Linked DNA regions of Homo sapiens: region 1 is linked to region 2. Evidence: chromatin loops called from intact Hi-C (ENCODE). Cell type or tissue: endothelial cell of umbilical vein. All regions are shown on one strand. Each heading gives the region's core, and the rest is flanking DNA. Links, peaks and the distances in the headings are about the cores only.

Region 1 (16,638 bases), core at 4,734-12,733, 130 kb before region 2:
CGGTGCAAGCTGCCAGCTCTGGTCCTATGCTTCAGACACTCATTTGCTATGAATACTGTGAAAGCAAGTGAATACATAGATTTAAATTTTTTTATGTTGTATGTGATACATACAAAATATATGCAATGTATACATAAGTCATGAGGTATAATAACCAAATGAACACTTGTGAACCTAGCACCAGCTCCACAGGGCCACTACCAATGGATTTCTTCTCCAGGCCAGCCCCTTCCTTCCCCAGAGGGGGCCTATATCCTTATGCGTGTATGTTTTTCAATGAGAGTTTTTTGCTTCACTGGACAATTCCCCCTGGGAGCTACCTACGGACTACAGTGGAAGGTTTTAGTTGTTGTTTTGGGGTTTTGTTTTGGGTTTGGTTTTGGTGGTAGTGGTAAAATCCTTTGTTCTGAAATGTTTTCAGACCAGAGCCTCCTCCCTGTGGTCACTCTGACTACAGCTAAGATTGTCCTTCCTCTTAGATAAGTGTTCTCAAAGTGCTTAGACTCACTATTTCCCTGGGAGCGGCGTCTTCCTCATGGAAATGAAGAACATTTTTCAAACAACATATGGATTTCAAAGGTGCAAATACATGAACTGTAAAATATGCACTCACTTTTCTACTCCTCCCAGTGGCCTCCTCTAATGTTTACTGAGCATTTACTAAATGCCCAACATTGTAAGCATTTTACATTCCCTAATTTAATCCTCATAACAATACTACACGTTACTTTATCATCTGCATTTTATGCATGAGAGAAGCAAGGTGCAGAGAAGCGATCATTTGCCCAAGCGCACACAAGGTAAGGCAGAGCCAGGATTACCTAAGCCACCAAGGCCACAGAGCAAGGCCCACAGTGCGACTCATCACTCTCCTTCTTAGACTCTGTACAGGTCTCTCACTCCCCTTTGGTCCCTCTTCCTCCTCCATCAGACCTTCAAATGCTGGTGTGACCCAGGGCTGGGCTCAGTGCTCTCCTGACTGGAAATGTTCCGCCTGCATGATTTTTAAAATCTACACTCATGACTCCAAGTGGAGAGGCCAAGGATCCTGAGCACTTGATCTCAGCCTCGGGCCTCTCTCTTGCATTTCCAAGCCCACCTCAAACTCACCACCTGACACACTGGAGTCACCTTCTAATGCTCCTCTCTCTGTGACCCTCTCAGTGGGTGGGACCACCCCTAGTCACCATCCCCACAGCTCAGTCTCCTGGTTCCACAGATGAGCCCTCTAGGCCTTCTGAACCTCTCCCATCCCATCCCATCCCACCCACCCATCCATCCATCCCACCCATCCATCCATCCACCCATCCATCCACCCCACCCATCCATCCATCCATCCATCCATCCCACCCATCCATCCATCCATCCATCCCACCCATCCATCCATCCCACCCATCCATCCATCCATCCCCCATCCATCCATCCCCCATTCATCCATCCCACCCATCCATCCATCCATCCATCCCACCCATCCATCCATCCCACCCATCCATCCATCCATCCCACCCATCCATCCATCCATCACACCCATCCATCCATACCACCCATCCATCCATCCATCCCACCCATCCACCCATCCATCCCACCCACCCATCCATCCCACCTATCCATCCATCCATCCACCCATCCATCCATCCATCCCACCCATCCCACCTATCCATCCATCCATCCCACCCATCCATCCATCCATCCATCCATCCATCCATCCCCCATTCATCCATCCCACCCATCCACCCATCCACCCATCCCACCCACCCATCCATCCCACCTATCCATCCATCCATCCACCCATCCATCCATCCCACCCACCCATCCATCCCACCTATCCATCCATCCATCCCACCCATCCATCCATCCCACTCATCCATCCACCCATCCATTCCATGACCTTCACTCTTGAAGTCCAGCTGCCAGCACTTCACATCCAGGTTCCTGCACAGCCTTCTCATAGAGTTGTGTGCTTCCACACGGCCCCCTGGAATCCATACTCCCCGCAACAGCTAGACTAGAAGGATCTCTCTAAACAAAACTGCAGCCCTGCCTCTCTGCTTGATGATTACTTATAGCTCTAATCCTAATCCTATGAGTGCTGAACTTGGAAATGGGGGACATCACAAGCTAGCTATTTTACCTTAAGCCTGAGACTGAGTATCTCTCTCAACCTCAGGTTCTCCATTTGTAAAATGGAGAAAATAAGATCTCCAGACCTGAACCATCAACTCTGAGGGTGGGGCCCAGCAGCATGTGTTTTAATAAGGCCCCTGGATGACTCTGATGAATTCTTAAGCATGAGAACCACTGGTACATTCTAATTCACAGTATTAATCACACATACGAAATGAGTTCTTCTGGAGAATAATTTTTGTGTGGCTTCAATTTTCATCATCAAAACAACCAACTGTCTACATGAAAACTCTCCTAGTCTGCTCCTAAAATACTCTGGCGTCAGTCATGAGAACTTAAGTAAATCCTGTGATCACTTTGAATCTCAGTTTCCTCACATGTGAAATGAGAGGAGAAAACTAGAAGTGAGGTCGGCAAACTTCAGACTACAGGCCACTGCCTGTTTCTGTATGATCTGCCAATTGAGAGTGATTTTTACATTTTAAAATGATTTTTAAAAATCAAAAGGAGTATAATATGTGAACACTGCATGAAATTCAACTTGCAGCGCCCCTAAATAAACTTTCATTGAAACCCAGCCATGCCCATTCATTCACGTTTTGTCTATGGCTGCTTTTGCACCATAACGGCCGAGTAGCTGCGACAGAGAACATATGGCCATGGAGCCTACAATATTTATTACCTGACCTTTTAAAGTTTGCCAGCCTCGGGGCTAGAAGATGACTACATTCTCCTCCAGCTCCATATTTCTACAATCCTATTACTTTACAGATTTTACTGTGTTCCTATCTTCAAATATCGCTAGCTATTTACATAGCAATACACCTAGTCAGCAAGCTGAAGTTTTGAAAATGCAATTACTGCTCTAGGTCATTAATTCTAGTGAATAAACCATGTTAATGTAAAGCTGTATTACTTTGTTCCAACACTTAACCATTGCTGCGGCATTTTACATAATTCCATCTCGTGAACGAGGTCCTATCAGTGAGAACAAGCAGTGTGCTGAGGCTTCCGGAACACGCTCTAGCCCATTATCCTTGCTCAGAACATTAAGGCACTTTCTTTTTTTTTTTTTTTTTTTTTGAGACAGAGTCTCACTCTGTGGCCAGGCTGGAGTGCAGTGGCACAACCTCGGCCCACTGCAACCTCCGCCTCCCGGGTTCAAATGATTCTCCTGCCTCAGCCTCCCGAGTAGCTGGGACTACAGGCACACACCACCACGCTCAGCTAATTTTTTTTATTTTCAGTGGAGTTGGGGTTTAACCACGTTGGCCAGGATGGTCTCGATCTCTTGATCTCATGATCCGCCCACCTCAGCTTCCCAAAGTGCTGGGATTACAGGCGTGACATTAACGCACTTTTAGTGGCTGGTTTGCTGTTTACATTTCCCGTGCCTAAATCTACCCTATTCAATAATGGTTTCAATAAAGGAATTCTTCCTGAGGATCGTGCAGTGGGGAGGGGGTACCACCTTCAATGAAGAGAATGTATGTCCTGTACTGCCCCTTTCCTGGCTCATTCTCTCAGATTCCTAATTAGCCTTGGCTGCCTGCAGAGGAAGAACAGGGGGCTCCTTGGGGATGCCCCCAAGTGATGGGGGGATCAAGTCCTGCTCTTCTCATGAAAAGAATCATATTATGTTAGGGCTGAGAGGCACCTTAGAGAACATTCAGTTCAGCCCATTATGGTGAAGCCAAGAAAGTATAAGTGACTTGCCCAAGGTCAGGCAGCCTGTCTGTAGTAAATCTGGCGCTAGAGCCCACATCTCTTGACTCTAAATCCAGTGAGCTTTGCAGCATCTCAAAATCCTTTTTTGAAACGCCCGACATTCTTCTATTCCATGTCAAACTTGAGAATTTAAGGGAAGGACCCTGAGAGAGAGAACACGCTGGGTAACCTTCTGGGCAGCAGCTGACACCAGTTCATTTTCCGAGGCCTGGGGGCGGGAGAAGAGGGAAATCCCTAGGCCAGGGATTCCCCAATGAGCTCAGTGAGGAGAACCAGACTTGATTTTAATTCTTTTAAAATTTCCAATCTATTGTAGACTAATGGTTTTGTGGAGTACAATAAAAAGGAGGAAGCAGTGTTTGATTGTTTTGAAAATTTCTGACTCAATTTCAGTTCTTGCCTCATCCCAGACCAGTAACAGTTTGAGGACCGTACTCTGGAAACCACACTCTGAGCCACATTGATCTCATCCACAGACTGGTGTTGGCACAAAGGATGCAAAAGAGGCCAGAAGCTTGGAAGACCATGTTGGGAAGCCCACAGTGCCACACTGGCCCCCAGTGAATGGGCCCATGGCCAAGGGGACACTTTCAGCTCTTCAAGCTCCAGCACAGCTGCCTCTGACAGGAACCTAAAGCCTCTGACAATATCACCGAGGCTCTTCAAAGACCAACTTCTTCAAACAGTGCTTCTACCAAAAAGGAGGCACAGCTTCATCTTAGGGCAATTAGATCTGTTGAATCACTACCTTGTAACCTTCTTAAAATACAAGTGCTATCGAACCAAGGCTGAGTTTGTAATACCTTTGGAAGACTGGGCATGAATAAAGGATCCTGACACCATGAAACAGGAGTTGACACGTTATGAATCTTAGACTTTGAAGAACCTAGAAGACCATCTGCCTGAAGTAAGAGTTACCTTAATCAGCTTTGTCTCAAGCAAGAACAGACTAATGGTGAGGATAGCCCCACTGTGCAAAGGAAATGGGACAGAGGAATGGAAATTGTTGAAAATCAGAATCTTTGCAGAGTAGTATCTATGCTGCATGTGGCTCAAGGCCATACAGAAGCACCAGCAGGAAAACCCACACTGCCACGCACACTGTACCCTACCTCACCCTAAAGCCGTCCTTAAAAATGGGTTTATTTGGAAATAATGTCAAACTTATAAAAAGTTGCAAGAATATTACAGAGAATACCAACATACCCTTTATTCAAATTCACCTACTGTAATAATTTTGCCCCATCTGATTGATTACGCTCTCCTGCCTTTCTCTCTGTGTGTGTGTGTGTGTGTGTGTGTGTGTGTGTGTACAGAACCAGTTGACAGTAAGCTGCATGCACCATTGCCCTTTTATCTTATATGCTACAGTGTGTATTTCCTAAGGATAAAGGCATTCTCTTACAGAACCACAGTATATTACCAACTACAGTCAATTTCATATTGATCTAATAGCTTCATCTAACCTACTGAATTGGATTCTAATCTTGTTGACTGGCCCAATAATGTTCCTTTCTTCCCACTCCAGAAAAGATCCTTCATACTTAGTTGGCATGTCTCTATTTAGACTTCTTTAACCCAGAGTGATTACAAGCCAGTTTTATTTTGTTGAATGCTATTTGCAACTGAATTACCAATAGTCTTAACGGAAGACATGGAACTATCAGACGCATGGAGGTCCTGTTCAGTTGCCATCTTGGGTTTGGGGGGCACACTGCTGTGTTTTCAGGAAGTTTCTGTTTGAATGGGGACTTTCTGGTGCTCCCAGAGACTAAAACCCTCCTGGTGTGGTCCCAGAGTATGTCACGTTCCACACTGTGGTGAGGTCTTCCTCAATTTCCTTCATATTTGACCATTCTTGGGATAGTCAAACTAGCCACAGAGGTGTGATGGCATAAGATTGGGCCCACAGCAGCTAAGTAACCAGATTCAATCACTACAGCCCACTTATTGGCACACATCTTAATTAGGTTTTAATGCAAGTAATTTGATAACAACTCCTGGCCGTCCGCTACGGAACCGTCAATGCTGAAAGCTTTTTATTTAGCTCCTCTTCTGTCCAAACCAAGGCAGCCTCCCCGCTGACCCTTGTCAAAGAACCCCATCTGCTGGTTGCCACGGTAACTGAAGGCGACCAATTGAGCTGAACAGAGTGACTCAGAAATAAAATCTGCAGCCAAAGGAATTCTGCAAAGAGCAATAAATCATTCAGTAAAAGGGGGTCCTCCACACACTGATGAGTGTTGGGATAATATGATGGCATAACTCTTCCAGCTAGAAGGTCCATGACAGATCAGAGTGATTAGGCCTGCTGGAGGGCTCATTTGGTTTCTAGTGGGTTCCAGCAGCAGACGAGATGGAGCCTGCCCAGTTGTGTGCCACTGTGGGGGAGAAGGAATACGCGGAGTCAATTTTTAATATTTGGGCTGCAAAATTTTGCTTTTTGAGGAGTGGCAAGAGAACCAGTCTAGGCTTCCAACACCCCTTCCTCTATTTTTCAAAAGTAGCACACGTTCACAGAATGCCCCATTTTAGCCCAAAAAGCACCTTGAGCCTTGAGGAAGGTGACAAAGAACAAATACCAAGATTGCTTTGCAATATGCCAGTTTAGCACCATCTCTCTGTCATCAATCAACTTTTAGGTGTTCCAACCAGAAACCCTCTGTGTGCATAAGCCTTGGGTCCTCGCGAAAGCAGGGGAGAGCCTGGGATTCAACTCAGAGGCCCCAGAGGATCTCTGAGGATGATCTGAGAGCGGACGAGGGGTTTGTCTCTCCCCAGGACTGGGTCAGTGTTGCTTATGGAGCCCCATACACATCCTTCCCACATTAAGATTTCCTGAGTAAGAGGCGCCGGAGGGAAGGGGGAGCAGGGGCCTTCTTCCAGGCTGCTCCCGGTTACAGTACACAGTGGCCCCTCACCCCTCACACCACAGGCCATGGGTCCCAGTCACAGCCCCCACTCCTGGTGAGCACCTGCTGGGTAGACTCGGAAACCCCTGCAGGCAATAGAAAGACCCCCGCCCCAGACATGCTAAACCATCCAGACAGTATTCACTGCTATATGTCCGTCTCTTGGTTGTGTTGGGAGAAGCAAAGCTTAGTGGCGGCGGTAGAACTGCCCTGATAGCAAATGACAACAGGAGAGGGGCTGTAGGACAGGGCTCAGGGCCTGTGCGTGTCCGGGAGGGGCTGCAGGACAGAGCTTGGGCCTGTGCGTGTCTGGGGGCGGCCTGCCCTGCCAGCTCCTCTCCTCCCAGGCTGAATGCCACCTTTTACAGAGGTGCATTGGCAGGATCCGGACATTCCCCCAATCCCTGACCCACATGGCAATGGGGTACCCTATTACTAAGTCATCCCTAGAGATAATTTTCTGCTTCAGAAAAGAGCAACTGCTAAACAGAAGGTAGATTTTTCCCCGATTCTAAATGCTGCCAATAAAATGCTTCAGTCTCGGAGTTGAGTGAAATTCCGTTGACGGAGTTAGGAGCGGCTGTGCACGTTCAGGACGAGCCTCCTCCCTTACTCAACCAGTCCGAGGAGGAGCGCATCTAGCCGAGCCCTGCGCTGCCACGCCGCGTCCCGGGAGCTCCCAGCCTGCCTTCCACCCCACGCTGGGCAATTGTGCCTCTGCAGGTGGAACAGACCGCAGGGCTCCACGTGCGCCTCCCGCACGCCAGCACCTGCTCTCGGGCCACCGCGGAGCGCTCCAGGCAGGAGACACCCCTCTCCCTCGCCGGGCAGGGTGGCCTAGGCGGCCAGGTCTCAGCGCTGCCGGGCGGTGCACCGTCCTCTCGGCCTCCCTGCCCACCCAGACCTCCCGGCGGCTGCTTCGACTCTGGATACTAGGCCCGGGCTCGGCCGAGTCCCGAAGCCGCGCGAGAGGGCCTGGAGCCCGCACCTGGAGGGCAGCCGGCCGGGGCTTGGGGAGGCTGGGTGCGGAGCATCTGGCTCAGGCGACTCCACGGGGGCTCGCAGGGCCTCTGGACTTTGGCAGAAGGAGAGGATTAAACCGGGATGACGGTTGAGAGGAGGAGATGGGTGAAAGCTTCATTAACTCCATGCTCACGTCCCAAGTTCTTTCCCCTGAGAGGCAATGAGTAAAAAGGTTGATTTCCCCGCGATGGGAAAGGTGCTGCGTGATTGCATTTGCTTTTCTTACCTTTTAATTCCTTATTTGTAAACCAATGAATCATTGTTTGTCAGTGATCATGAAGGACTCAAATTTTAATAAACAGGAAAAAAAAAATCTTGGCTAATAGGCCAAAGAAATACTGCAACCCGTTTACATTTCTATGTTAGTGATTAAGCTTCTCATGTGACTTAATTGAAACTGGCAAGGATCTTGAGAACTCAAAGAAGTACTCCCCCGGCCCCCCCCCCCCCCCCCGCCGGCAACTCTCCTCCAATAACCAAACTCATTTGTAAGACCCCTCCTAAAAAGTGCCATGGAAAATGGAGCTTCCTGATTCCATAAAAATATTTTCAGTAAGTACTGCTTCATGACAGTTGTTCAGACTTGAATTCCCTTCCTCTCTTTACAAAGTTACCGTTTAGTTTCACTTCTGAGCCCTACTTCCAATTCTTTGTCTCTGCTCACTCTCCCGCTTTCTCCTCCATATTTCAATTCCCAGACACTCTTGAACTTTTGCACACGCTGCCAGTTTGAGCCTGCACAGAATAATCAGTATATTAATTCCACTCGGAGACAGTGAGATTTTTCTAACACAATCTGCCCAACCTGAACTCTTTCCTTCAGAAACACTTCGCCTTTAAAAAGAAACTTCCCAGCATGAACCTCATAAGAAGCGACATGTAACAGACAGTGCATGTGGCGCTGGGCATGCAGCTCAGAATTAAAAGAGAATTTTTTACTTTGTTTCTTCAGTGCCATGTGCATAATGTACATGTGGATGAAACTGACATCAGACATTTAAAGCAAGAAGGGGTAGGGGGAGGGGGATGTGATGGTGGCGGGAAAGAGAGAGAAAATATGTTGATAAAAACAGTAACTTCTGTTAATCTACATTTTTCAGTCACTGTCTTAATTAAGAATGTTAGGAAATATGTTGCAGTTTAATTGCATTGTTTCAAGAAATTCTAAGACTGACAAATTTGGGACCATGTACACTTGGAAGGTAAAAGAGATTAAAGTAGGGATTTCTTCCAATTGGTGGATAACAATCAAAATTATGCTTTCTACAGACACACCCCCCACACCCCCGCAGAGATCCTAAACTCGGAAGACAAAGTAAGAATATCCTAGCACTTAACATGTTCAGCATGAAATGAGTTCTGAAAATTTAAAAACGTGTTTTAAAACCTAGGTATATGAGATAAATTTTAAATACAAAGAATTGACACAGGAGAAATAGTACTTTATCTGAAATTTCTGGTGGACATTTATGTTTGTAGAAAATATTTATGAAGGAATTTGGTAACAATCTTCAAGTGATTTTCAGATGACCTTGTTTAAGATAGTAAAAGTTGTTTGCTGGAGTCACAAATCCATAAAAATAATAACAGTTTGAAGACACTTGAGATTTCTAGACTTGTGTCCTGTTCTCCTGCTGGAGTTCAGTCACACATTCTCCAGGTTTCATTTCTTTTTTTGAGGAAGCCTTTGCATTGTTCCACAGCAAATAAATTAGAATGTATTTTCATTGCTCGAAGTACCTTTGAGGGAAGCTGCAGTAGGCATGACAGCTTCCTATTTCCCACAGTTGACCATAGGTGACTCATTTTCAGCCTGGACACAGCTGACCATAAGTGAATTCATTTTTAACCTGGATGCTGCATTTCTTACTTGCTTCCGTTTTTGGGGTCATTGCCTGTGAGAAAGGAGGAAGGGCACTCTGCCCCCATGGTGTGCAGCACAGACCAGGTACTGACCTCTTTCTCCAGCCCTGGACTTAGAAACAGACAAACAAACAAAAATGCCCACCAGGTACTGACCAGCTACTCTCAGGGACTCAAGCTGATGACTTAATTCAAACTGGTTTGATGATTTAGTCAGATAAATGGACAGGTTCTTTGACTGAATCAACTAGCCATTTTATCTTCCATTAAGCACAATGTATGACACACCTGGAGCCTCAGGCTTTGTTATCTACCCCAGAGAGGAGGCAGACCTAACTATATCAGCAGCTAAAGACACTGCACTGCATGTGCCATGACCCTGAAACATCAACAAAACAAGATCTGTTTGCCCTAAAAGGCAGCTGAAATGTCCAAAGAGCCTTCCTATGAGAAGAAACTCACCAGATCTGTTCTAGTTGTGAGGTCTCACTGCTTCTCCCGCCTCCAGCCTCCCAAAATAAGAATGGCCTGAGAACCTGACCACAGTTGAAATACTGCCCATGTGTTGCCAGCCTCACAGTGTTTCAGTTCTCCAATTTACAGTATATTCATACAGTATTTAAATTATGTATTAGAGAGTAGAATCCTGAGGTCTCAAATTGCTGAGTAAATGGCACCTGTGACCTAATAGTCCAATGCTTTCACTAGTATGAAATTAGAATAATTTTTTTTAATGCCACACATGAGGTCCAAAATAGTGATGCTACATATTTCTCATGTGCTTAACACCTAGGACGACGTAAAACTCCCAGTTAACTCATTAAGAAATGAAAGATTTTCCATCTCCTGAGGCTTCTGGGAATTCTGATGGGTGGATACATCATCCTCCCTCCACCCCCCAACCCCTGATAGCAGGGCAGCCTCCTCCGAAAAGGCCTTTGTCAAGAGGCACGAAAAGCTGGCCTGCTGAGCCTGGACCCCCCGTGGAGGGCCGAGGGAGAGGACACAGAAGAGGACTGGGGCATTATTAATTACCAGATTAGGGACAGAGTAGAGTTCAGGCAGACACAGAGGCAGACAGAACCCACGAGCGTAATAAGTTGAAAAGTTCCGAGTCAAGTCTCAGAGTTCGAAGAACATTAAATGAAGAATACATAATACTGGGGGAAAAAAGGGAAGCAGTACCCGCCCGAGGGCCAATTGCCTCTCCAGCAGCGGCAAGGCTGTTCCTGGGCTCGCAGGACCATTTGTTCCATTACACAATCTCCTGAAGCCATTTAGAGAGAGCTCAAACAACTGCCTGTACCAACACGACACATGGCTTCCCATCCCGACTCTGCTAATCCAGACGCTCCAACCATCTTTCCTTAAGATGCCATATGGTTGGCAGAAGCCTGTAGATCTAGCAGCACATCTGCTTGTACGTTTCTTCTTCCCTCCATCCCCCAACAAAAGAGGGATCGAGAGACAGACTGAGGGGAGAGCATGCTTGTGTACCTCTGCCTATACAGATATTTCTTCTTATGCACTCTAACAACAACAACTATGAAAGAGATGACCAGGAAGTATTCAGGGCTCGATCATTTTTAACTAGAGAACATAGCGATTTTTCTTTTGCTTGTTGATGCTATAGAAGAAGATGAGAAAAACAAAGGGTGGACAGTCTCCTTTCTCCCAAGGATGGTGACTTTAAAATCACTTCAAAGCTCGCTCTCTCTGGGAATCCTTGTGATGCTGTCTTGCCACAGGAGGGGGACAGCACCCTTGCCTGAATCTATTTCTTCTCTTCTTTTCGGTCAAGGAAGACAGACAAGCTGAGAAACTAGCAGATACCCAGAGCCTGCTTTGTTAGCAAGCACAGCACGGCTGTATGCTAATGAGTCGGCACCGACACAGGGCTTTTTTGGTGTGATGAGCAAAGATTGTTGACACCGTTGAAATCCTGGCTCCCCTGGCCTGTGAGTGCACGGGCTGCTTCCTTGGAATCCAGCCCCCAGTGAGACAGGCTGCAAAAAAAAGAAAAAAAAAAAAAGGAAAAGGAAAAAAAAATTCTACTCTCCTAATGACTGAAATCTGGCCATTTGTAACTTAGAGCAGTTGGGAAAAGTGGGGGCATTAGAAAAATATTCCATCAGGCCAGGGATCAAAAGACACAGGTGAAAAGTATGGGTTTCCTCTGAACTAGAAACGAAACCTGGTGAGCACATGTGAGTGATGACGGCCAGGATGCTTTAGGAGCAAAAACCCAAAAGGCGGAGTGAGGGGGATTCTGAGGCCCCAGCCCCGTCGGGGCAGCTGGAGCACTTGCGCCACATCTGGGCAGAAGGCACTGCACACATGGGACAGCCTCGTTGGTGGCTTCATCTCAGTCAGGTGAAAGGCGAAGCATCTGATCTCCTTGTAAATCTGTTTAGACCTTGTGTTGTTAACCAGACATGGTTTTTCTTGTGTGTGGAACTATGATCCAGTGAAAAAACAAAGCAAATATTCTACTGTTGCTATACTTTTTTTTTTTTGGTAACAAAGAAGGGTGGAAAGGGGAGTTACATATTTTGAGTATGGGGCATGTTATCTGAAGTACCCCTTTACTTGCCAAGAAACTCTGAGAGATAGGTATTATTATTCCAGTTTAATAGATGAGGAGACTGAGGCTTAGAAGACTAAAAAAAAAAAAAAAAAAAAACCAACACTTTCGCAAAGCCCTGTAGCTAGGAAGGGACCAAACTGAAAAGGCCATGCCTATCTCCTTACAATACGCTAGGTTCCAGATGCACACATGCACTCGCAGGCAGATACATTACCTCATGAATATGCCCAGGGTCCAATATGCCAATCTGAGCAGATCACTGTGAGCTGGTGAGCAATAAGCTAGTTATCATTAGTATGCAGGCAGGGGCATCAAATTGTAAATTCAGTTTACTTGTAATCCACAATATGAATGAAAATTCATGTAACTGAAATGTAAAAACATGAGGAGTGACTGAAAAAGCACTGAAAATTATAATAAAAATCAGAATTTATCCACTCAAAAAAGTATGCCCTTCAAATTATTCACCTTGAGGACAGCATGTATATTTCAACCACACTGCCATTGCCTAGGACTCTGCTGACATGTTCTTTTATTTGGAACTGCCTTCATAGCCAAGGGCTTAGTGGTACAAATATCTTTTGTAGGTAGCTACATATACAAGTTTGTGAGTGAGGATGTATTAAGTGCATTTCATCAAAATCATACATTTTAACAAAAAAAGCATGCCATGGATGCTATACTACTCAAAAAAATGACAAATCAGCCTAAACTAGATAATATGAGTCCAATTCGACCGTTAATAAAGTCAAGAAACTATTATTAGCAATTCTCAAGGTTATCATCATTGATATGTGGCTTTGTAGAAGGATAAATCTGAATTTAAAATAGATCTGGGTCGAAATCTGAGCATGATCCTAAGCAAATCCTTGTAAGCCTATCCTTTCATTTGCTCTATAAAATCATACTATGTCTCTCACAAGATTGTTATGAGAATTGGAGAGTATATAAAGTGACTGGTGCTTAGTAGATCCTCAGTAAATAAACATACAATCATTATTATTTTCACAGGGTGCTTCAGAGCATATACGAAGTACTTTTCACATACGTTAGCTCAGTCAACTCTGAAACCCAGCTCTGTTATGTAGGAAGTATTTCTTCTATCTAATGAATGAGGTAATTGTGATTCAATAATAAAAATAGCAAAAGCAATAAACAATATGTATTGAGCTCTTTCTATGTGCAGTTACTGTACTAAATGCTTTGTCAGCCATTTTATTTTTATTAATTAATTCTTTTAGAGACAGGGTCTTCCTCTGTCATGCAGGCTGGAGTGCACTGGCATGATCACAGCTCACTGCAGCCTCAAACTCCTGGGCTCAAGTGATCCTCCCACCTTGGTCTCCCAAAGCACCGAGTTTACAGGTATGAGCCATTGCACCTGGCCGCATTTTAAAATCTTAACATCAGGCCAGGTACGGTGGCTCATGCCTGTAATCCCAGGACTTTGGGAGGCTGAGGCGGGTGGATCACCTGAGGTCAGGAGTTCGAGACCAGCCTGACCAATATGGTGAAACCCCATCTCTACTAAAAATACAAAAATTAGCCAGGCATGATGGTGGACGTCTGTAGTCCCAGCTACTCGGGACACTGAGACAAGAGAATTGCTTGAACCCGGGAGGCGGAGGTTGCAGTGAGCCAAGATCATGCCACTGCACTTCAGCCTGGGTGACACAGCTGACTCCGTCTCAAAAAAAAAAAAAAACCTTTGAAGAAGGTATTATTGATAATATTATGATCCTCATTTTATGGACAGGGAAACTGAGGCTAAGAGATGCTACAATATCTTGCCTAAGTTCACAGGGGTAGTAAGTGGTAAAGCTGGAACACAATCCCAGGTCTGTCTTCTAAACCTATTATTGCAGCAACGGCTGGAAAATCCTGTGCCCTTTTGTCCATACAACAAGGTCCTTGGGTGGAACTCACGTAGAGCTACTGGGCATTTGATAAGGAAGTTTTGTAGCACAAAAATCCTTGTCCTTACCAAATTTCTGTGTATGCTACCAAACTTTACAGAGTTCATGGTTCAATCATCCTATGTATGTTGACATACACTCATACATGTGTATGAACACTGGGTGCTCCCTACAGCATAGTTAAAAATTAAGGCAGTGTTCTTTATAAGATGGCAGGACGTGACATGCGTTTCAATGCTTCACACACAAATACACACCAACAAAGCTGTCATTATATATGTGGAATCTGATTTAACATAACTAAAATTGTCAGAAATTTCTTATCAAGAGAATAGTCTTTCAGTAAAAATGAACTATCCAGAGAAGCCTTCCAAATCAAAATTATTTGCAAAGGATGCTAGAACATTTGGAGGTTCCTGATCAGATGCTGATATGAAGAAATGTAAACGGGTGGATCTCAAATGTGGATTTGCGGTGCACATATGTGCTTAACCAGACAACTCTCTCCGAATAAAGCCACTGGGCTTCTCTTGTGAACTCTCCTCTTGTATCTGATGATAGAAGAAAAGGATGCTGGAATCTCAGCTGGGTTGTTCTCTACCATTCTGTTCACTCCCTCACTGGTGTCTCCTTTATCTGACTGGAGCTGGACTGATTGCTATAAGCCAAGTCTCTCTCACTGGTTCTCTCCTCTGGTACCACAGCTTCCACACTCCTGATTTCACTGCTGACTTCAATCCAGTTCAAAGTGGAACATGGAACAGGATTTAAAAAGACAAACAAAAAAATGAAAGCCTTTGCTATCCCTCCAGTGCTTCCAGATTCATCAATCTTTGATCACATAATCAGTCAACGGTCAATAGCAGTGTCCAGGAGGGTCTACGCACAATAGGTTGTGAATGGAGATGTGTTACCTGGAATTTAGCGCTGTTTGGGCACAAGGTGCCCCCCAGGTTTCCAACTTTAAGGGTATAAATCTTGAAGGCATCTAGAAAGGATTCTGGAATGCAGCATGAGGAAGCAGCACTCCTATCCCTCCAGAGTGGAGACCTGCATATTAACTGCTCCACCCAGAGTGAGACCTGGTTCCCCAGTGGGAGACACTGTCAATTATCTGCCTCTCATTAATTTAATAGGCTGCAATAGTCCCGGGTTGTACCGCAAAAACAGAAGTATTGTCATATTCTAACTTTGGTAACAGTACGGGCAGAATGAACTTTCCCTGCTGGACTTGAGCACCTTCCTTAGTCAGCTTGTCTACTCTCGATAGGACCTGTGTAACATCACCTCCCAGGCATAATACAGGCTCATTTCCTATTACAGGCTGCTTCCTGTGCTGGACACTTTAAACAATTCACCTAGCTAATGTTTGTTGAGTACTTACTATGTGCCCTGCACTGTTCTTAACATTTCTGTGTAATAACTCATTCAATCCTTGAGAGAAGACTGTGACACAGGTAGCACGACTGTCATAATTTTACAGATGAAGAAGTTTACTCCCATGTTAAGTAGCTTGCCCTAAAATCGCATAGCACAGAAATAGTAGAGACAGGATTTGAACTTAAACTGTCTGAGTTCAGAACCTGCACTGTTAACTACTCTTCTCTCTAGTGAATCTCAGAGGCATTAAGTAGGAAAGGGTATGAGGCCCAGCCTACCAGCCATGGGAATCTGTGACATTTAGCCTCTCTAGGCCTGAATTCCTTCAAAGTAAAATTTAATTTTAACAATACTTCTCCTATATACATCACAAGGTTGTTAGAAGATCACATATATCAAATAAATCAAATATTGATATATATCAAATGCCAGTTCTCACCATCTTCATCAGGGCCTCATAAATTGCCATCCTTTGGGTGTTAACTGGGGCCCCCAAAATGAAAACCAAAGTCCTTTGCTTTGCCAGTTGAATACAGGAGCAAAGACTAGCTCATAGCGCATTGCTATTTCAACGCTTTTACCAAAATGGTCTCAGATGAATTGAATAGGTAATGAAATTAGCCAGCCCCACTAAGATAGAGAGTGAGAGTCTGCCCTAGAATAGGCTATGGAAAAATGAGCGGTATCTTCTCTTCAGAAAGCCCTGAGGTCATGCTAGTCATCTGCCTGTGGTACACCAGGATATTAAAAATAATACCACAACAATACGCTGGACACAGTTAACATGATGAAAAGGCCGATGAGATTATACATAAAAAAGAAATGCTGCCTTTCTGTTAGAGACAGAAAAAAGTGTTAATACAAATGAACAGCTGTTTGGGAAGAAAACATCATTTCCAAAACCCAGACAAAGCTCTGTTTATTACATTTCAGAGACATTTAAATTATAGTGTCTGAAAAACGATCCTATCATGGGTATCTGTGACACCTAAATTATCTGAAAATCTGAAAGGTTAAGCCGAAACAGAGGCTGTGTGAAAGACTAACATACAGAAAATTCTTTTTTCTCAAAGGATGAGGTGAATAAATCCTTTGCATGGGATAA
Region 2 (16,638 bases), core at 5,088-13,087:
CTGTCACTACCTGGTAGCTACCAGAACTGCAGAGTTGGTACCTGAGAAGGCACTTTGCAAGTTGGCAGTTGGCTGGTAAGTCAACTTTTACAGTCAAAACAAGCATGCAAAAAAATGTTCAAAGAACCAAAACACATGTCATCCACTGAAACTGAAAATATAGCAAACATTATATTTCTTCAGGGCACACAGGAATATTCTTAGAGTCCAGTTTACAGTTTTCTATTCCCATCCAAAGGCAAATATTTATTTCTTAATGTTTCTCCTATAAGGCATATTATTTCTAAGAAAGCTTGTTTTATTTCCTATTTGTACTCTTATCTTCTAAATATACCTAAATTGCTATTTTCAGATGTGTTGTCTCTGCTTATACATTTGATTTTGTAAAATAAATTATTATGTTAAACAGCATTATCATCTTTGTTGGAAAATCAAATAACAAGCAGAAATTAATAGATTCTTTTTTTGAGCATGTTAATTGAAAAGTCAGTGTTTCTATGAATGAGGTATACATACCCTGCCTCAGAAAACAACTGCCTAAATCATTAACAACGTGACTAAATGCTAAATGCCCCAATGATCTCCAACTCGGTATTATTCACTGGATTGATTTGGAACTGCTTCTTTATGCAGAAAAATTGAATTATATTTTTTTACTGCTAATTTTGTGATTTTACCAACATGATGATTTTAGATGAAGAAAGTAATTTGGCACAGCATTTTAGAAAAATAAGTTCAATCAATAACTTAGACTTTTATTAAATGAACATATTTTAAATTATTTGTATAATCCAATAAATCCTACTTGTCCCATTCAAGCATCATCCAGGACAAGAACAAAAGAGGCTGATTTATTAGACATATGTTAGGCTGAAGAATTTTCTCAGAATTCTTGGTTAGGCTGCGATAAGAACACAAATTTCTCTAAGTATGCTGAACAATGCTTTAGGGCATACTTAGAGAAGATGCTATAAAAAAGCTTTATTGCATCACACACATGGAACCAGATTCTCCCTCTCATGGGCTGTAGCCAGCATGAAGTTCACACTACATTAATTTGCACTTGTCGATATGCTGCTTTGCAAGTATTCTTAAGGCATGTTCTAATGTGTACTCTGACTCCTCAACTAGAATATAAACTCCCTAAGGGTAGGACCTGGGTCTCCTAGTTATTACCCCCACAGTGTCTAGCATACTGGTCTGGGTAAGCCAAGCCCTCTGGAACTGCTGTTGTCTTCGTAGGGAGCAGGGACAAGAATGTGCTAAGTCTACAGACTGAAAGAGGGTGTGAAGAATACTGGAGAGCAACTCTGTCATCACCAGGACCGAGTGATTACATGTACCAAAGGCAGGCCCAAATGGCCCCTCTCCCAGTCATTTTGTAGAGGGAGAAGTGAGACTGCAGGTGGTAGTTGGATAAGTTTCTGAAGTCTGGCTCTTGAGAAGTCATCCATTATCTTAGCATATTCCCCAAAAACCTTCTGAAAAAGAGTACACAGCTTTAAAGACACAAAGCAGAGAATAGAACGGAACAGGATTTTACTTTAATCTGTAAGTGCTAGGTTTCAAGTAGAAAAGACTAACACTGCTGTTACCCACTTTTAAAAGATACAACGATGTCTTTCTAGGACGCTTCCAGAATCAAATAGAAGACTGGACCTCAGAGGTCCATGAGCTGGGTCTTCAGGTAAATCATATTGCTGCTACTATTTAAAACTAAAACTTCCAGGGAAAAGGTTCCATGGCCTGTTGCAGCAATTTCAATCTCCTTACTGTCAGAAAATTCTTGTTTCAGGCTATTGTGATTTGTAGTTGCTGTAGTTAAATCCCTTTGTTCTTGTTCTGTCCATATTGAAGACTCAAATCAGGTGTTTAACTTTTTCCTTGAAATAATTTGTCAAATCCTTGAAGATGTGAAGCAATGTTGAAGTCTTCTCTAAGTAAAAGGTACAATTCTTCAACTTTTCTTTATTGCTTTTATATTTCTCTAACTTTAAAAAGGACTGACATAGGCCGGGCGCAGTGGCTCACGTCTGTAATCCCAGCACTTTGGGAGGCCGAGGCAGGTGGATTGCCTGAGCTCAGGAGTTCAAGACCAGCCTGGGCAACACGGTAAAACCCTGTCCCTACTAAAAAACAACAACAACAACAAAATAGCTGGGGGTGGTGGCGTGCTCCCATAGTCCCAGCTACTTGGGAGGCTGAGGCAGGAGAATTGCTAGAACCTGGGAGGCAGAGGTTGCAGTGAACCGAGATTGCACCACTGCACTCCAGCCTGGGCGACAGTATGAGACTCCGTCTCAAAAAAAAAAAGAAAGAAAAAAGGACTGACTTTTAGGGCTTGCAGGCAGGCCTTCTTCTCCTTACACAAAGCCATACAATATAGATGCACTTCTTCCAACAGTCTAGTTAATTCAACTGAATTTAGGCGATAATTCCTGTGTCCTTACACTCCATCCTTAATGTCAGTGTCCAAGTGCTGAATCACTGCTGTAGATATGAGCAACCCTCAAATCCTTTTTTGCCCTCATTTTTCCAGCCAAAATTTTTGGATCTATTTCTTTTGCAGAGATACCCCACCCTGAATATTTGCTTTGATTGCTCCATTAAAGTCATTTCAAACTTGATGTTTTCTACTCAGTAGTAGCCACAACTCCAAAATTATAATTTATACAATGCCGGTAAAAAAAAAAAAAGAAAGACGCTTTCTATATCAGCCTTCTTATCTCTGAAAAATAAAATTGGAACCAACCTAAAAACAAAATTGTAAATATAAAATCATACGGTATTTACACTCCCATCCAAGCCACTAGTAAGTCATGTGCCACTAATAAGAAAATGCCATGATTATCAGTGATACACTCGCTGAGTAATGCCATTAGATTTTTAAGAGACTAAAGATGTGGCACATTTGTTATACTGCAAAATACTCTAAAACCATTGTTATTATTTAAGATACATGGGTCTTCAAACTCAAAGCTCAGCATCCTAGTAAGTCAGAGGAAACTTAAAAAATACAGTTGTATTTCTATACTCAAGGTAGGGATTGGCAACTTTTTCTGTAAAGGGTCAGACAGTAAATATTTTAGGCTTTGTGGGCTATATGGTCTCTACCACAACTCCTCAACTCTGCTGTTGTTGCAGGAAGTAGCAATAGGTGATACATATATGAGTAGGTATGGCTGAGTTCTAATAAAACTTTATTTGTAACATAGACAGCAGGCCAGACTTGACCTATGAGCTGTAGTTGGCTAACACTTTTTTATGAATACTGGGCACATTAGCATATTGAATATGCATATGTGTCTGTATATGTGAGTGGGGATATATACACATATATTAGTATGCAAAATCTCCATTTGCCCATCCCCCTGGTTATGGCAGTTTCTTGGGCACGTGATCAGTGCAGTCACACATGTGCTGTTCAGAAGGGTCCTTACACTTGCAGTTTAATACTCTGTGGTCAATGTCTTGAAATTATTAGCAATTGTATCTTAGAATTGTGTTTTTTTTTTTTTGTTTTGTTTGTTTTGTTTTTATCCAAGACAGGGTTTCGCTCTTGTTGCCCAGGCTGGAGTGCAGTGGCGTGATCTCGGCTCACCACAACGTCCGCCTCCTGGGTTCAAGCAATTCTCCTGCCTCACCCTCCTGAGTAGCTGGGATTACAGGCATGTGCCATCATGTCCGGCTAATTTTTTTTTTTTTTTTTTGTATTTTTAGTAGAGACGGGGTTTCTCCATATTGGTCAGGCTGGTCTCAAACTCCCGACCTCAGGTGATCCGCCACCTCGGCCTCCCAAAGCGCTGGGATTACAGGCGTGAGCCACCACGCCCGGCTAGAATTGTGTTTTGTAGGTGTACTCTGATGGAACAATGGAGACTGAACTCCTGTATGTGGTCTCATCTTTCCACTGCCTCACTGCAGCCCTACGCAGTTCTCAGAAATATACTCCTCTCCAGCTTCCTCTATCCCGCCCTGCCCTGCTGCTGGGGTGGGTCCCTCCACCTAGGGTGGGACCAGGGCACTGGGGGAGGTGCGTATGTCACTGGGGGAGGTGTGTGTTCTCCTGTGTCTTTTGCCCCTGGCAGAATCCTGAATGTGTGTTTAGAGAGGATTGAGTCAAGTGTGCCCATCCCTGCCATCTTAGAGCTGGACAGGGAGGTAAGAATTCCCGCCCCAGGCCGGGCGCGGTGGCTCATGCCTGTAATCCCAGCACTTTGGGAGGCCGAGGCCGGCGGATCAAGAGGTCAGGAGATCGAGACCATCCTGGCTAACACGGCGAAACCCCGTCTCTACTAAAAATACAAAAAAAAAAAAAAAAAAAAATTAGCCGGGCGTGGTCGTGGGCGCCTGTGGTCCCAGCTACTCGGGAGGCTGAGGCGGGAGAATGGCATGAACCCGGGAGGCGGAGCTTGCAGTGAGCCGAGATCGCGCCACTGCACTCCAGCCTGGGCGACAGAGGGAGACTCCGTCCTAAAAAAAAAAAAAAAAGAAAAAAAAAAAAAATGCATGTCCAGCCTGGGTTGGTGAGGGAGGAGGGGCAAGGAGAGAGAGACTGAAGAAGAAAGGAAAATGTTTTATATTTTAGTTCTTTTTAATATCACTTCTTTCCTGCTTTCTGAACAAAAGGGTCCTGTATTTTCACTTTGCACTGGGCCCTAATCAAAGGTTAGCGGCTATAAAGAATCGTCTTCTCAGATTAATTTACCAAAAGGGAAGTTGACAAAAAAACTCTATTTCTGCATCACTCATTTCAGGTCAGCTCATCCTTGTCATGTTAGGGCCTCCTGCAACATGTCCAAATCTTAAATACAAGGCTGTGAAATTAATGCTGAATTTGGGGTTTCGGATGCGAGGAAGCTCCTTTTGGGATATGATTATCAGGAATGCTGCGTGGTAGCCATTTCCTTCACATACTTTGCTGTAGGATTAATTTATACCTCTTTAGAATGACAATGAGGCATTTTATAAAAATAAAGCATAATCAAAACATTATGTACAAAATTTAACAGACAACAACAAAGAAAGATGAAATTTTACTAAGAGTTCTGTTTATTTCCTATTAAAAAGGGTAACACCAGAAAATTGGACATACAAAAACATACTTGTTCTCCTAATTTGAATAAACCAACTGTAAAATCAACATTTTTGAGACAAAGAAATGTGAATATAGGCTGGGTGTTATTTGATATTAAAGAAGTATTGTTAACATTGTTAGGTATGATAATGACATAGTATGTAAAAATATCCTTCATAGATCCACATGGGTATTTATGAGTAAAATAACATAAGGTCTGAGATCCATTTAAAATACTTCTGCAAAAGAAGAAAAAGAGGTAGAGGAAGAAGACAGAAGAAGATGAAGATGAGAAGGTGGAGCAGAAAAAACATGACAAAGAAGATGAAGGTGACGATGAGGACAGAAGTAGAGAGAAAAAAGTGAGATAGATGGAATAGGATTGAGGAGGAGGACTGGCAAAATGATGAGTGATGGAATAGGATTGAGGAAGGGGACTGGCAAAATGATGAGTGATGGAATAGGACTGAGGAAGAGGACGGGCAAAATGATGAGTGTAGGTGATGGAAATGTGAGGACTCATTACAATATTCCCTATACCCTCATACATGTTTTTAAATTCCCCTGATCGAGTGTGTGTGTGTGTATAACCATTGCCTAAAAAAATTTCTCATAAAAATCAAAGAGCATATTTCACATTCTCCTCCATACCAAATGCCTCTTTTTCTGGTGCAAGAAGCATCCTCTGAGGCTGACAGGAATTCTCTAAGCTGAAGAGATACAAAGGAGTTGATGGGAAGGATAATCCGCCCATCGGTTCCTGACACAATATAAAGAAGAAAAGAAGAAAGTGGGTGGAAGCGACTGCCATTGTTACTCTCCTAACCTTTCCTTCTAATTATGCCAGAGCCAAGGCTCAGGTCACAAGGAAAATTATTTTGGTGGTTAACCATTTGCCCTATTTTGTATACATCAAAAAAGCTGTTGTTCTCACACATTCCAATCTCACAGTTTCCCACCCACTTTAAAAATGTATCAAGTGGTCAGATGAACTAAAATATGAATAAAATGACTATATTATGAAGAACACCTTGTTTGCAAACCTACAGATAGCCTGCTTGTGATGCTGAATTGTAAGATACACAACACTTAAACATTTAATCTACTTTATATTATTGTAGGTATTTCAGATAAATGCTCAACATGCCCCGCTTTTAAAAGTTAAATGTAAATTTCTCTCTTGAGTGCAGATGGTGGCCAAGCAAAGTAGTTCTTTGGTCTCACAGACAGAAGGTCAGGTCATGGCTGAAAGACCAAAGAACAATTGCTGCTTTGCTACTCCAAATCATCCATGGAATGAGACACCACGACTTCTTTTCTGAAACTGTCTGTTCAATACAAAACAGTTAAAAAGAGTACCTATAAGATTTCCTCACATTCCGTCTGGGAAAAAAAAATGGTAACAAGCACATCACTTCACAACACATCACAAACATCTTGTAACTGTTCAGAGGTTTTATTCCTAAAGCTGTGACCTCCTAAAAAGGCACATCTCTATCTAAAAACATACCACTAAACGTCATTATGAAAACTACTATTGTTTCACTATTATCAGAAAACGTTTACAAATGAAAACTGCTCCTTGTAAATCCTGCAACTTTAGCCTCCATACCATCACGGATTAATTAAAATGAGATTTAATACTGCAAATACTTCTAATATTGCAAATGCTTCTAAACAAGTTATTCCTTTACAAGTGATATTATACTCCTATTGTCCCTGATCTTTTTTCCTCTAGAAAATTATAATGGAATTTTAAATAACTGAGACTCTTTCCTGATGTATTTTTGCAGTTAGTCCAAAATATTATGCTGTCAGAATGCTGTAGAATAATACGAAAGGCCAAAAGTATGCCAATATATTGATTCCTTTTTAAAAAATTACAATATATCAGGAAAGAAAAGTTATCTGTGATAAACTTAGTAGACCTAGGCCTTCAGTCCCTGACAGAAAGCATTTTCCATTCCACTATCAGGCACGCCCCCAACTGGATGCAATAAAATGTTTCATTATTTGTACATGTTAATAATTAAAAGTCTTCTGAAAATGTAAAACCCATTACAACACCAAATATAGTGGTACAAAAGCAGAATTTTACTTTGGTTGCCAGGATTTTAATTTAGTACTAAGGATTTCAGTTATGACTTGAAAAGCTTTTTGTTCTAGTCTTCATTATCACTTTCATTTTCAATACTTTTCCCAATTGTCTTTGCATCATTTGTTGTAAAGACTTCATTGGCTCAAAAGAGAAAATATGTTGGAAAATATGATGAAAAACCTCGAACTAGAAACATATTTGAAAAAAAACTTATTTGGAGCGACCTACTTCTAAATTCTAAAACAATTATTTTAAAATATTGACACTAAGAACCCAGTCTTACTATTTTAATTGAATAAACAACCTGCTTTCATTGAATACAAAGAATGAAAACCTTCAAGGTCCTGTACTGTAACATAAAAATAGAAAATCAAAAGTCAGCCTATTAGAACTGCCTCTCTAAAAACTTTATCCATGTTGTCAACTAAAATTGGAGTTATCTACTTCATCTCAATAAAGATATAACATAAAACATCTGTTCAAACTGAAATTAAAGTACGCAGCTTTTATCCACTAACATTTCTAATGTCACTGTATTTAGGCTTCATGAACAAACGTATTCATGGTTATCTTAGTTAAAACTGGTTTCACTCTGCCAACAATCAATTTGATTGACATATTTACATATCAACTCATCTCATCTTACGAATTTTAAACTTTTTCATTTAAAATTGGATTCAAGTTGGCATCTTTCAAGAACTTTATGTATGTATATTTTAGGTTCAAACTGTGCATTAGAACATTTCTTTTTACTTTTGTAAGTAATAGATACACATATCCAAATGTATATTTATGACCTGTCAGATTGGAATTTTATATGCATGCTGTTGTATTCTCACCATTCATGTGAAAGGTGATAATTTTAGGCAACTATAAAAGAAATTTTCCTAACAGTGTAAACTGGATCATCCCATTAGTTAGAAACAATACAAATAAATAAATTAGGAATAAAACAACATCAACTTGAGAAAGAATGTTACTCATATCTATAATTGCTGCAATTATGCTGTGTCCTCTCTTACCTGATCTTTAATTTCAAGATCCCTGTTAGTTTTTGCTCTGAACTCTCTGTGCTCCTTTTCTGCCTCATCCTTCTCCATGTTGGTTTTATTCAGCTGATAGCGCATTTCTCCACACACCTGTTAGATTGTAAAAAACTGGATGATTACCTGCTGGAATCTACCAGGCAATGCCTGCAATTAGATCTTTTGGTGCCCCCTAGAGGTCATATAGATAAAATACAACAAAACTTTTCTAAGAATGCCATTTTCTATTAGACTATTCAACGTAGCTTGTTAAGATTCAGAAGCAACACCAGGGATTATTGATTCTAACAACTTGAAATTACAGATAAATAAATGCATAACTAAGGAATTTAAGTAATGTGCCCAAGATTATTTTATATAACAGTTTCAATTGCATATTATCAACCAAAATGCACTATCATCTAACCTTTAAATAGGTAAAGTTAGTAGTTAAAATGTTAAGCTATGTTATTATTCATTCACATTGATACAGTTAAATATTCACTCTATATTACAAAGTTTTCTTTTAAAGACTTCATCAGTTATGCTCTTTAAAAGGAAATGTATAAAGGAATTTTTGTCTGCTGATAGATATACTATTGATATCTAGGTCTGTAATATCCAGTATTGACTGCAAGGTTTGCAGATGTCATCTTATCATACACAATATGAGGTATTCAAGTTAAGGAAGATTTTCTGGCAAAAGCCATAGACTGGAACTAAGCACACTATGCACTTATGACTGTAACATTCAATATAAAAGGAAAATATGCATTTAAATGAAATAATTGTAATACGGCACCAATAATGAACACACATAGTATCTTAAAAGTGTTGTGTATCATCCTCTATACTTAACACTAAGAACTTTGTTTTATTTATTTTTTCGAATCTAGGACTGCTACAGAAATGGAAATATATTTGAAAAGTGTAATTAGCAGATAAATCTAAACAAGCAAATTATGGGCCTTTTGAGAGAACTGAGAACCTATAGAAAGTTCAATTAATGTACAAGTCAGCTAAGTTGGCTTCTAATTTACAAATATATGGCTCTTAATATATTATCTCACCGTTATGCTTTCTTGGAACTTTTCAAGTATTTGGTATTTCTCCAAAAATAATGATTTTGGAAACTTTAGAAATCAGTTTCATCATTACTGAGGTATTAGAATAGACTAAGGTATAAAACCTATATGCATTTAAGCTGGGTATGGTAGCGCATGCCTGTAGTCCCAGTTCCTCTGGAGGCTGAGGCAGAAGGATGGCTTCAGCCCAGGAGCTCAGGACTGCAGTGTACTGTGGTAGTGTCTGTGAATAGCTACTGCACTCCAGCCTGCACAATACAACAAGATCCTGTCTCCAAACAAACAAAACAGAACCTTAAAAGTAATTTTAAAAATAAATTAATCTATGTTTAAAAGCTATAGTGACAAGACAGAAGAAAAAGTCAACAGGCTTCTCCCTAGTAGCCCTCAGAAAGCTAGAACAATAATGAAGTTATTAAAAATTCTATTGGAAGTTCAAATGCCTTCAATGTGAGAGAGTTTATTCCTCCGATTTCAAAAATTATAAATTTATAAAAACTATTAATTTTAAACCTAAATAAAAATTACAAATTCAGAGTGACAGGAAAAAAATGAGGAGCCATACTTTATTTTCTTTCTCAATTGTTCACTATTAATATTTATGTCTATGAATAAAATGGAATAAAACCCCGAACTGATAACATCAGAAGATAATAATTATACAACCATGATGTTTAAAACCCAACACCAATACAAGCTGGTTATGTAAAAACTGTTTAAGCAGCAGGTCTTATTTAAAATTATTTTATCCCTTCATTTCACTCCTACAGTTCCCTGCTTTACTACTTTCAGTTCAGCATTTGCTATGTTTATCCACAGCACTCAAATTCTATTTCAAATAAATTAACACATTAAATTGAACCAGAACTATGTTATCTCCACGTTGGAAGCAACTTCAAGGCGATTTAGTCTAATCGCTCTTCTGATGTATATGTCCTTTCAGCTAGTTCTTGAGACAGAGAACTCTCTCTCTGCTGTACTGATTTCAACAGAAAGCTGCCTCTCTATTATCAACTGAAAACTGTCTTATCATAGCTTTCACCTATAAATCTAGGTTAAGTATTCCCATCCTTCTGAACTAATTCCTTCACTTCCACCCTATCTCCACACAAAAATTTGAGCTTCTTAAACTTCTACATTAGCTAATAGGAATTTTTAAAAGCAAATGGAGAATTATAGAAACTCAAGAAAAAGGGTAAAATGGCTCCCTTTCCTAATACATGTTAAAATTAATTTTAATTACTGAATTATAGAGCAACAATGGCATTACAAATATGTCAAAATTTAGGAAAATCCATTGAAGAATAAAAGGTAATATGCAAAGAGTATTTTAAGCAAATTATCTGTGTTTTTAGTGGTAAAAAATAAATTGATTTTATTAGTTTCTTAGTTTTAAAGCAATTAACTATTGAAATCTAGATGGACTTCTAGTATTTCTTACAATATGTATCTTAATCATTGCCAGTAAAGACCATTAAACATTTTAGTTCTTGATTCACGAACCAGTGATGCCCATAGCACAGACAATGTAGTATTTTAAAGTATAAATTTAAGCACCAATAAGATCATGTAGTATTAGAATCTTTATTTTAATGACCAAGTCTGAAAAGGAAAAGGAAGTGGAAGATTTTTTATGTCAAGCACACCTTTTAAGTTGTCAATATATGTCTTTGGCAATTATTGTAAACACCAACCTTATGCTATCTACGGCAAAAACAAAGCACTCTTAATTAATTTAGAAAAATGAGGTTTATCAAATATTCAATAATTAAAGTAATATAACTCTTATTTATTTGTAAGTCTGTCTCTGCCACTTAACCCTTAAGCTCTTCAAGGCCATGACTGGTGTCTAATTCATCCTTGCACATGCAATACCCACTGAGGGGCTGCATGTAGTAACTGAATGTTTGCTGAGTAACCATTAGGTGGCCTTTTATTATTCTTGAAATCACAAAACTTTTCTACTCCAAACTTCCTCCTGATAACAGTAAGAGTTTTGTACATTAGGAAAACATTTTTCAAAGGAAATATTTCCTTAAGTAACGATTACACTAAAATCTCTTTCTGTACCTTTGTGACATCCATTTCCCGAGAAGCCAGCTGGCTTTGAATTTCCTCCAGTTGATTAATAGCTGAAATCTTTTCCTTTGTAACCTTTTCCACCTGGGCCTCCAGTTGGGCAATATTCTGAGACAAGATCAACATCTGTAAGGGAAAATAAAAGTCCTAAACAATAATGTCATTTGACAAATCAAATACTAAAACTTTCTTGAATTAATAGCGTCTCAGCATAGTCACTGGGCTCTGTGAGCCATTTCTCTGTGGATTGGGTATGTTCATTTTTCTCCTTCCTCTATTCACCTATGCCCAGTGAACTGAAATATGTACTTCTCTCCTATTCATTCCCCTGATCTCTAACCTCATTTTGAAAAATGTATAACAAGATGATAAAGTCAAGGTTTTGGTTGAAACCCTAAAGTGACAGTTATCAAACACCCAATTAAGTTATGAAACAGAGTGCCATAAATAAATTCAGAGGAGATACAGAAGCATACAACTCTTAAACCCTTCTTCCACATGGAAGGTATAAAAGGACTGATGGGGAGAGTTAAGGAGGAAGTTCTTTAGAGAGAGCAACTGGTCTGCTATGGCTCCCACTACCCTTCCCGCAAACCAACAAAGAAGAGGCTCTGTGCAGTGCCCTTTGTTGGTAAAACCCCAACCGCCCCCCTATTATCTAGTTCTCCCTCATTTCTCATGTAGGTTTCAGCTCAGCCATTATCTCCTCTCCTCTAGGAAGTCTTCCTTGACTCCAGTTCCCAGCACAAAATAGGTGACCCTTCCCACGTTCAGGGTTGATATTCAGCTTGTGTGCACTGAGACAGTCATGCCTGTTGTTTGTAGCCTGTGTCCACTCTCACTGTTTCCCACACTGTAAAGATTAATATTTTGAATATCACTATGGCATGTGCTCCTACAATCTCAGTATATATACCTCCATCACACCACAACCTCTGTGTACCTCAACCACAGTACTCATCCCACTGTTTTTAGTTGTCTGTTTCCTCATTAGAGTAGAAGTTCCTCAAGAGGTACCAAATATTTGATGAATGAGTAAATACTTAGAATAAATGGCTTTCCAATGGACTCTATGGGTATTAGGTTCTCAGTTTTTCTTCTCAAGATTAGAAATGCTTTCTAGATCTTAGATTTATCCTTTATAGTTTCTGGTTTCCAATTATGTTTTGTTCTTTTCCAGGAAGTCACTCTTCTAGGCTCTTAATGTCATACTGTACTGGCAGTTTTTAAAATGTAGAAGCAGCAGAACATATAGGAATACCTATCAATTTTTATCTGTTAAAACAAGAACTGGTGACACATTTTAAATAATGATGCTTGAAACTTACCATTGTATGCTGACATGGGTGTGAATTCAGTTTTATAACTTAAATCAATTACTAAAATTCTATGATAAAAATCAACATTGAACCAAAGTTTTAGTAAATTAAGAACCTGACATCAATAAAACGAAGATAGGTGTCTGCCTTCGAACTACAGAACTAGTTAAAGTTGACCCTATGAAAATAATTTAGGCAGATATATTAATTAACTTTCTGAAGGTAGTGGAGAATTTCATATTTGACTTATGGTTTTTTACACATCCCTATCATCAAAGGATTGTCTACAAATCTAATTTTCACATACAATTAGCTTTACTAATAACAAACTAAAAAATATTCTTGGGCACATTACAATATAAAACTAAGGTTGAAAAGAAGTTAAATATAACATCAAAAATATCAATTTCATTTCAATTTAAAATTTCGAGTTCATGAGCATATATATTATGAATGTGTAATTATAGCTTTTCTGGAACCATATGACAGGAACAAACTTTAATTACCAGCTACTAAAAATCATATTTTACTTATTTATGTGGACATACATAACTGATGGTAAACAACATTGTATGGTTTTTGAAGTAAATATACCGACATTTATTTTGCTAATTATAAATTCTAGTCCATTTCTCTTCTAAGGCATGTCACAAATCTCTCCCCTTCCTTAGGATTCCTCCCTCTGCCACCCATCATTCCCTTCCTCTGCCCACTAGCTGTCTGCTCCCTCCTGCCGCCCACCCCACTTTCTGAGGTCCTCTGCCCACTAGCTGTCTGCTCCCTCCTGCCGCCCACCCCACTTTCTGAGGTCCTCTGCCCACTAGCTGTCTGCTCCCTCCTGCCGCCCACCCCACTTTCTGAGGTCTCCCCTCCTGTTGTCACACCTTCTTTTCCTCCCCACCCACCATCTGGAAGTCAACATTACACGGCAGGAGCTTCTCCATCCACATCTGTTGCAGAGCCAGAAGTAACACAGACACAGCTGCAACACTGCTGGATGTCCAGGACGTTGACATCAGGTGAGTCCTTTAAACTTTGACAGGGGCAAGGAAGAGACAAGGACACCCAGGTTGGGAGAGGCTGATAGAAATTTCTGCAGAGCAGTCCCTAGTGTATTGAACCTGGTATGAAGCTGTACTCCCTATGCAAGAGATACAAGAATTAAGGATTTTAACAATGGATACTGTCAAGGAAAGCAATTGAGAAAACGTGTGGACCTCAGGGGGTGCTCAATAAATAAATGATCAATGACTGAATGAAGTAACAAAGCTGAGTGCTCAGTGCAACACCAAGGACCATTATTGAAGATAACACACAAACTCACAGCAAGAACTGTTGATGGGGAATGATTCAAACCTGTCTAGGTAGAAGGCATCTGTTCTCCGACAGCTTCCCACACAAATGGAATTTAAAAAAAAAAAAAAGAAAAGTAAGGGAGGAATAAAAAAAACATAGAAAGAAAGAAAATCTATACGTTTCACAAGTATTCCTACAGTTAGGAAAGCAGAGATTCTTGTTCTAGCACTAACTTTAACTGCCTAGCACTTACAATGTTATGATTAACTGGTCAGTCATTATGTTCTTGGGCCAGGCAGTGTGATATGCATTCTCTCTTTAAATCCCCTTAGAAAGGCCGGGCACTGTGGCTCATGCTTGGAATCCTACTGCTTTTGGAGGCTGAGGCAGGAGGACTGCCAGGAGTTCAAGACCAGCCTGGGCAACATAATGAGACCCCAATTCTACAATTTTTTTTTTTAGTTAGCCAGGCAAGGTGGCACACGCCTGTAGTCCTAGCTACTTAGGAGGCTGAGGCAGGGGGATTGCTTGAGCCAAGTAGTTTGAGGATACGATGAGCTATGATCACACCACTGCACTCCAGCCTATGTGACACAGTGAGACCCTGTCTCTAATAATAATTAAATCCCCTAGAGAAGGAATTATATGGAATTAATTTTCATTTGAAAAAATGAGATTCAGAAAACTAAGTAACTTGCCCAAGTTCATTCAAACTAATAAGTAAAAGGTAAAGCTGGGCTTTATATAAAAGTCTGTCTGCTTTTACTAACATGAAGGGCCAAGAAATCTATCCAAGAAGGCTCCGTCTCTCTTTCTCTAAAACAACAGCCACAAGCTAAAATTTATTAAATGCCCACGGTAAGTCAGACATTATATTAGATATTTTCTAAACATTATCTCACTTAATCCTATCAATTCTTGATGTATTATTAACTTTATTTACTCCTCTGAAACTTAGAGAGGTTAAGTGAATTGTTCAAGGTCACAGAAAGGTCAAGCTGGATTCAACTCTAAATCCTTTTACTCCAAAACCACTTTCTGCCATTTCCTGGTGAGAGCTGGGACCTCAGTGCTAGGACCACTGTGAGCTCTTTATTCATACATCTTTATTTAGAGCAGGATCTTGAGATCAAATGTCAGCCAGGGCTTACTAGGGACAAAATCAACTTCAATGACTCTAGCTCAGATATGTATTGTATCGAATAGAGATCCAGAAATAAAGCCACACACATACAGCCATCTGATCTTTGACAAACTTGACAAAAATGTGCAATGGGGAAAGGATTCCCTATTCAATAAATGGTGCTAGGATAGCTGGCTAGCCATATGCAGAAGAATGAAACTGGGCTTTTACCCTTTACCATATACAAAAATTGACCCTAGATGAATTGAAGATTTAAATGTAAGATATCAAACTATAAAAATCCTAGCTGAAAACCTAGGAAACACCATTCCGGGTGTTTCCTACATGGGCCTTGGGAAAGAATTTATGACTAAGTTCTCAAAAGCAATTGCAACAAAACCCACCAATTGACAAGTGGGACCTAATTACACCAAAGAGCTTCTGCACAGCAAAAGAAACTATCAACAGAGTAAACAGACAACCTACAGAATGGGAGAAAGTACCCACAAATTATGTATCAGACAAAGGCCTAATATCCAGAATCTATAAAGAAAGTAAACAATTGAACAAGCAGAAAACAACCCCATTAAAAAATGAACAAAAGACATGAACAGACACTTCTCAAAAGAATACATACAAATGGCCAACAAACATGAAAAAGTGCTCAAGATCACTCATGAATGATATGGTTTGGACTTCTGCCCCCGCCCAACTCTCACATCACACTGTAATCCCCGATGTTGGAGGGGGGCCTGGTGGGAGGTGATTGGATCGTCGGGGCAGTTTCCCCCTGGCTGTTCTCATGATAGCGAGTTCTTACAAGATCTGGCTGTTTAAAAGTGTGTAGCGCTTCCCCCTGCTCTCTCTTCCTCCTGCTCCAACCACAGAAGACATGCCTGCTTCCCTTCCACCATGACTGAAAGTTTCCTGAGGCCTCCCCAGCCATTCTTCCCGTTCAGCCTGCAGAACCATGAGCCAATTAAAGCTCTTTTCTTTATAAATCACCCAGTTTCAGGTATTTCTTTATAGCAGTGCGAGAACAGACTAAAACACTAATCATCATAGAAATGCAAATCAAAACCACAATGAGATCCCATTTCACACCAGTCAGAATGGCTGTTATTCAAAACTCAAAAAACAACAGACCATGCAGAGAAAAGGACACTTCTGCTCTGTTGGTGGAATGTACATTAGTTCAGCCACAGTGGAAAGCAGTTTGGAAATTTCTCAAATAACTTAGAACCTACCATTCTACCAGAAATCCCATTACTGGATATATATTCAACAGAAAACAAATTGTCTTACCAAAAAGACACATGTACTTACATGTTCATTGTAGCACCATTCACAATAGCAAAGACATGGAATCAACCTAGGTGCCCATCAAGAATGGACTGGATAAAGAAAATGTGGTACATATACACCACTGAATACTATGCAGCCATAAAAAAGAATGGAATCAGGTCTTTGGCAGGAACATGGACGCAAGTGGAGGCCGTAGTCCTAAGTGAATTAACGCAGGAACAGAAAATCCAA

What was found. Hi-C counts contacts between places; a loop is a spot of excess contacts. Peaks named below come from ENCODE experiments on the same cell type or tissue, not always from the same donor. Only the 100,000 strongest peaks of a DNase experiment are listed, where the experiment ranks them.
Region 1: it touches region 2 in a loop (9-fold over the local background); 10 of 110 quality-filtered maps call a loop at or near these places.

The regions. Positions count from the first base shown.
Region 1 is chr1:243,465,526-243,482,163 of GRCh38, reverse strand. The region is part of intron 16 of SDCCAG8 (SHH signaling and ciliogenesis regulator SDCCAG8); the gene reads right to left. Among named protein-coding and RNA genes, the nearest start is that of MIR4677, 130 kb to the right of the region's middle. RefSeq lists an enhancer at 1-11 and silencers at 5,863-6,157, 6,178-6,351. In endothelial cell of umbilical vein, for the core only: no CTCF peak of the experiment used is centred there; DNase peaks (open chromatin) are centred at 8,543 and 9,583; H3K4me3 peaks cover 462 bases; H3K27ac peaks cover 1,381 bases.
Region 2 is chr1:243,335,891-243,352,528 of GRCh38, reverse strand. It overlaps SDCCAG8 (SHH signaling and ciliogenesis regulator SDCCAG8), which reads right to left. Exons shown (of 18, transcript NM_006642.5): 11 at 11,356-11,490; 12 at 8,198-8,314. It overlaps MIR4677 (microRNA 4677), which reads right to left and starts at 6,353; the gene lies at 6,274-6,353. In endothelial cell of umbilical vein, for the core only: a CTCF peak has its summit at 8,387 (motif pointing left); DNase peaks (open chromatin) are centred at 7,058, 8,388 and 11,278.